Regions from separate parts of the Homo sapiens genome. Here region 2 is linked to region 1. Evidence: chromatin loops called from intact Hi-C (ENCODE). Cell type or tissue: PC-3. All regions are shown on one strand. Each heading gives the region's core, and the rest is flanking DNA. Links, peaks and the distances in the headings are about the cores only. Region 1 overlaps PTPRK (protein tyrosine phosphatase receptor type K). Region 2 overlaps PTPRK (protein tyrosine phosphatase receptor type K).

Region 1 (2,921 bases), core at 195-2,694:
ACAGATCTGCTATTCCCTTCATCATGTTACTTCCCTCCTACCTCTCACAGTATTAGCTTCTTTGGATTCAGAGGATGACTCCAGCGTTAGAAGATAGATATCTTCATAGAAACAGGCTCCCAACACCAAGCAAACTTCTCGTTTGATGCTCAGCAGCCCCAGCACTGCAGGGAAGCTAGCTGGGTTGGACCTACTATATTATAGTACCTTGGTCTCTATGTGCCACCTTCTTTAAGGATGTAAACTCCATAAGCGAAGAATAATCTACTACTCTGTTGACTTTTCTAACCCCATGCCTGGTATATGGTAGGCCCTTAATAAATATCTGTTGATGTATGGTTAATTTAAATGCAGTTCTACTATATTCTGCATGCTGGTTTTCCAACACTGACAATTGGCGACGCTGAATTATCCAGGACTCCATCCCAAACCCTCCCCATTTAATTCTAACCAGTTTGTCAGCATTTACTTAAAGAGAGATTTCCAATATCACAGGATTCTAGAATCCAAGGAGTATGTAAAACCAGCCATTAGAATACCCACTTGGGCCCAAAGTAGTAGAAGGCTCAAAGCCAACTATCGACAAATTCAGTGACTTAACCTAATGTATCCAATATTATCCAACCTGACATAACTTGCAGCACTTTTAAAAACACCAATACCCTGGCCCTCACTTAAATTTAAGTGGTCTCAGGGCGGGCCTGGCACAGTTTGCTTTCTTAGCTTCCAAAAGAATCTAAACCGTCAAGTATGATCACCTCTGACCTTTGACTAATCTCCGAATCAAGTGTTGGCACAAGGCCAATACTACAATAAAAGATAATATTAAGTATGGTGATAGAGAGCATTTCTCCTTCTAAATTATTTCATATATAAATCAAACCACTAACTTGGGCCTCATTAATACTAGGTCCCTACATCAAACACAGGTTTCTTAGCACATAATAGCAATACTGAAATGGAAACCATTAACTACTATAAAAATTACAAAGTAATGTCCTACTTGAGAGTTTGAGAGAGCCTTCGGGAAAAAATATTCTCACTTTAATGATTTACAATGTTAGTTCAATTTTATAAAGCAATTAAATGAAGCAAATCCAGTACTTAATTTTTGAAATTTGACTCTCTAATGTGCATACATAACCTTCCCATGTTCACAATAAAAAATAATGCAAAATGCACAGATGTCCTCTCATTCCAAAATTGCTGAGTTTGTTTTGTAAGTCACTGGATTTAAATCTACAGGTGTCAGAAAATTAACAGGTCCCAATTTCACTGAAATATAGACATGAAAAGCAAAGGCTCACACACAGGGACAACAGAAAGCAGAGACTAAATTTAATGAATAAATTTAGGGTGACAGAGAGCAGAGAATATAAACTGAAGGAGGAACTAAGATGAAAAGAAAGGGATAGAGCCATGATCAACACTTACTCTATTTAAACAAACAAAACAAAATCCATTCATGTAAGAGGAATTCCAATAAAAGGAGAGATGTATTAACAATAAACTGTTCTGTTAAAAAAGAAAAAAAAAAAACGTCAAAGTGCAGACAAATCTGTGACGAGGCCAATGACCAAGATCCTGCTTTTACTGGTTGCTTCCTCTGACTAGTTGGAGCTTCCTTTGAATAATCCTAATTTTCCCCCAATGAAACTTTATCATTCCTGTCAACTCACTTCCAATTTATTTTTAACACAAAATAAATGCTACTAACTCAAGATTGCTACTAACTGGAATGAGGAGTATCTGAGTCAGAAATTATTTTCCTTTAACTCTTTAGGACCACAAAACCTAGAGTGAGGGGTGAGCCATGACAATTGTCACCTTAACTCCAAGTAGCTACGTGCTCTTCACCAAGCAAGTACTGCTACTTCTCTGCAACTAAGTTTCCATGTCTGTAAAGTAAGGCATTTGGACTAGGTTTCTACAGTACTCTCTAGTTCCAAAGTACAATACAATTATAGACTACAATAATGGTCTTTAAAATTCAGGCACCAGGAAGTCTTTCCATTATTCAGAGGCTATAGAAGAATAAAACTCTTCACTCTATTTAAAAAAACAAAACAAAACAAAAAACAAACAAACAAAAAAAAAAACACACACACAGCAATAACAACAAAAAAATCACCCAAGAGCTAAACTACATAGTTGACTTAATTCACGTTCTTTTAAAGAGCCTTGGCTTTGCATGCAGTTTAAATTCTACCATCACTTCACAAGTCAAGTTTCCTGCCTTTAAAAGATATATTACACATTTTACCAAGGGAAAGAGGTTATTTCCCCATTACTGTCCCACCACTCTTTCCTTGAAATTTTACAGAATCATTTCCCACTTCTATATTCCTGAAGAAAAGGTGGCAGTTTTGAGAAGTGCAGTAATGATTATAGAGAGTGAGCTCTTTTCCAAAGTACAGTTTAACTTTGAAGAGAAAAATGAAAATATTCCATATGTAAATAACGTTTAAAGGCAGGGAACCCCAGGTAAAACCTCAGATATAAGAACAATATAGATAGACATTTTACAAGAACAATATAGATATTTTATAAGACATTCAAAATATATCAGATCCTGGTCTGATAAATAGGAGTTTAAGTTAGGCTTCTACCTGGTAAACAAAATACTGCATGTGAAAACTGACTATTCTTTATTCTTAAATTCTTGACATACAAAAGAATATTTAAAGAAATTTAGCTGTATTCCATGTTCAAAGAATTATATTTAGTAGGTTAAATGTTAATAAATTTATAGAAATTACTGTCTTCCAAACTCACATGTATTGAGAAGCTGAATAGATTATGAAAGTTTAGCAATTTTTTAAAAAGCTTTAGAAATTCATTTAATTTTTAACCTTTCTCTCATATTTTAGTAAATGCTCTTATGGCATATGCCACAAAGACGTGGATGCCATGTTTCTGAA
Region 2 (2,921 bases), core at 251-2,750, 150 kb after region 1:
TCATGAAACTTTAAAAACCTTTTATGTGAAACTACGTTTCTTTAGGAGTATTTTCACAAAACACATTTGCACTAATGTGGAGTGTGAAGTTTACAAACTATTCAGAGTTCACACTGATATCAAACATCATAACATTTTTTCAGTTTTCCAAGGCATAGTTGTATGTAACTTATCTCACTTATCTCAAAATATCAAGCAATGTGGTTCTGAAATTGTCTATCCCCATTTATAAAAGGGAACTTAAAGACTTCAGAAACAGCAACAAATAAATGTTCTGTGACATTAAAAGATTAGTTCATGGATATGCAAGTTTGCTTTTTGCTTCAATTGAAATAAAAAATAGCCTGATTAATGTATTATTCACTTACTTTGTTATCAAATACTGTTTTAAGACCTATCATGAATTGATGTCTTGTACTTTTTTTTTTCAGTACTATGACAAACAGCATGAGTTTTGATTAAAAAAACAAGTCATGTTCAAAAGCAATTACAACCTTTTTAGGCAAAAAGAAACACCATTTGAAGAAGGAACACAGACCAGATACATATGATCAAAGTGTAAAGACTGAGAAGAATACACAGAGGGAAATTTTTACATTGACAGAACTAGAAAATGTGTTTGCGCAAAGGCAAAGGCTGATTTCAATAAACAAGTCAAAAATACCATAGGACTTTTTTCCTCTTCTAAAAATTAAGTAAAAGATCAAAAACACATACACACACTCACACACACACATACACGTGCACACACACAGAATCCCTGTGTTCTTTGTTTTGTCTTTAAGAACAATCTGTAAACTTTCTTGATGCTTCCTGCTCTCAATCTTCCAGCATCTCTCTTCCTGCACTCCATGAAAAGCAAGTAGGGGAAATGGGAGCAGCACAGATCCCTATTTAGCATGATGTTCACTGTCTTTAATACCAGTTTGAGTAGACCTGGTATACTGCACTTTAAAAATATTAGTAGCCAACACACTTTTTCTATATGGAATCTTATCACATGAATTAAATATTACCTTAAAGGCCAGAAAAACCTGTAACAAACCATCATTGCTAGAAATATGAGATTTGGTGGGAATGTTGGCATTAGCTTTGGTTAGTGGATGAGTCATATTTCCAGTTCTTAAGGACATGTACAGCACTAAAATATATTTGGCAAAAACAAAAGGGCTGTGATCTTGTGTATATATATGTGGGGCTCTGTTTTTGCTAGAAAAGAGTAGGAGGGAGTGTGGGAGGGGGCAGAGTGGCAGAGGGGTTGATTTATTTTTGAAATTCACTTTTATGAGCACAAAGAGAAGAGCTGTCAGCAGCACACATGCCAATGTCCAAACAGCAGCCAGACTCTCCTCTTTCCGTCTGGGTAGGCCAGACACAAAACTACATCTCACGACCTAGGAAAATCAAGAGTCAGATGCAAGAGAACTAGAGAGAGAAAAAAAAACAGTCCTGGAAATGTCCAGCTACATATGATTGCTAGTGATTAGAACGTGGAGTTTTAATGAATTGAGGGATCGAGGGATATTTAGCCAATCAAAACCAAAAAAAACTAACAGGCAAACCTTAAAGCAAGCTGGCTCCAAAGTATCTTCCTAGCAGGTAATAAGTATAAGAGAAATTAATCTCACCTAAAGAGACAACAAGGAGTCAGATACTGCTCAGGTGCTGCTTAGATGAGTTACAGCATTCTAAGTGCACATCAACAGGGTGACATGTCAGGAACTATAGACAAAGCAGGATCTCGAGCTGTATTTCCAGGCTCCTATCATACAAGAGAGACAATAGTCCCTCTCTAGGTCATTGATAAGACTGCATCTAGAAAGCTACATATTATTCTCAACACAGAGTTGAAAACCTGAACCAACAGTTAAACAAACAGCTAAAGAAACTGACTAAAAATATTTTTTTCTGTAGTTAGAAATGCCAGGAATGTTAATAGTGACTCTTCCATGGGTCTAACTCAAGTAAGGATTTATACGAGGTAAGTTAAAAAAATTAAGGATAATCGATCATTGTGCTGACAAAATTATGGTCTGGCCAATCTAGTATGTTTATGTTTAACAATAACTATGTTAAACAATAATTAAATGAATGACTGGCTGAGTGAAAACACACACACACATGCACACACACACGTGCGCACACACACACTCACACACAAATCCTGAACAGCCTGCACTTACTGGAGAGAGAATTTGGAAGGAGTAAAAAGCTGAGACTAAGGCACTTAATGATGATTACACCCCAGATAGCTGCACAGTGCTTTACAATTTACAGTGCTAGTTCCCATAAATTACTTCATTTAATCATAAAAAACATGTGGAAAGGTCAAGTTGGGTATTATTATCCCCATTTTACAGAGGAGAAAGCTGAGTTTCCAAGTCACCTTACCTGCATCTGGTTTCGTCAGTCATCTAAGTCCTTCTACAGAAAACTTTCTTACATTATATCAAGAGATCACAGCTATACAACCCAGTGAATAAACTTTAATACTTCTTTATTCTTCTATGCCTCGGTTTCCTCAGATATGACATGGGTGTCATTTTAAGTGAGAGGTGAAACTGAAAGAATGTATGAGTTGGGATTTACAGAACGTTCTGGTTTTAAAGAGGCTCACAGTGCAGCAGTTTTACACTTTAACTGCAAAAGCTAAGAAAAAAGTCACAATAATGAAAACACTCTTACATTTTTGGTTTAAACAAAGAAAACTGAATAAGTATATGACACATCAAAGTCCCAACAATGCTCAGCCTTTCAAAATTTGCTTTTGAAGCTTACTACATTAGGAACCACATGATATCGGAAAGTAAACTGATCTTAATGAGTATGATTTGAAAGACATACTTCAGATATTTTTAAATTCTCAACATGAATTTGTCTTGGACTTTTAAAGTGGGTTTATTTAAATTTCTCAAAAGGAA

The links. A loop is a pair of places that touch in the nucleus more often than their neighbours do. Peaks named below come from ENCODE experiments on the same cell type or tissue, not always from the same donor. Only the 100,000 strongest peaks of a DNase experiment are listed, where the experiment ranks them.
Region 2: a loop joins it to region 1, with 3 times the contacts of the local background. A loop is called at or near these places in 8 of 110 quality-filtered maps.

Annotation. Positions count from the first base shown.
Region 1 is chr6:128,366,863-128,369,783 of GRCh38, forward strand. The region is part of intron 2 of PTPRK (protein tyrosine phosphatase receptor type K); the gene reads right to left. Among named protein-coding and RNA genes, the nearest start is that of PTPRK, 150 kb to the right of the region's middle. In PC-3, for the core only: no CTCF peak of the experiment used is centred there; a DNase peak (open chromatin) is centred at 1,629; H3K4me3 peaks cover 893 bases; H3K27ac peaks cover 2,478 bases.
Region 2 is chr6:128,514,961-128,517,881 of GRCh38, forward strand. All of the region lies in intron 1 of PTPRK (protein tyrosine phosphatase receptor type K), which reads right to left. Among named protein-coding and RNA genes, the nearest start is that of PTPRK, 4.2 kb to the right of the region's middle. In PC-3, for the core only: a CTCF peak has its summit at 1,801; a DNase peak (open chromatin) is centred at 1,081; H3K4me3 peaks cover 2,429 bases; H3K27ac peaks cover 2,079 bases.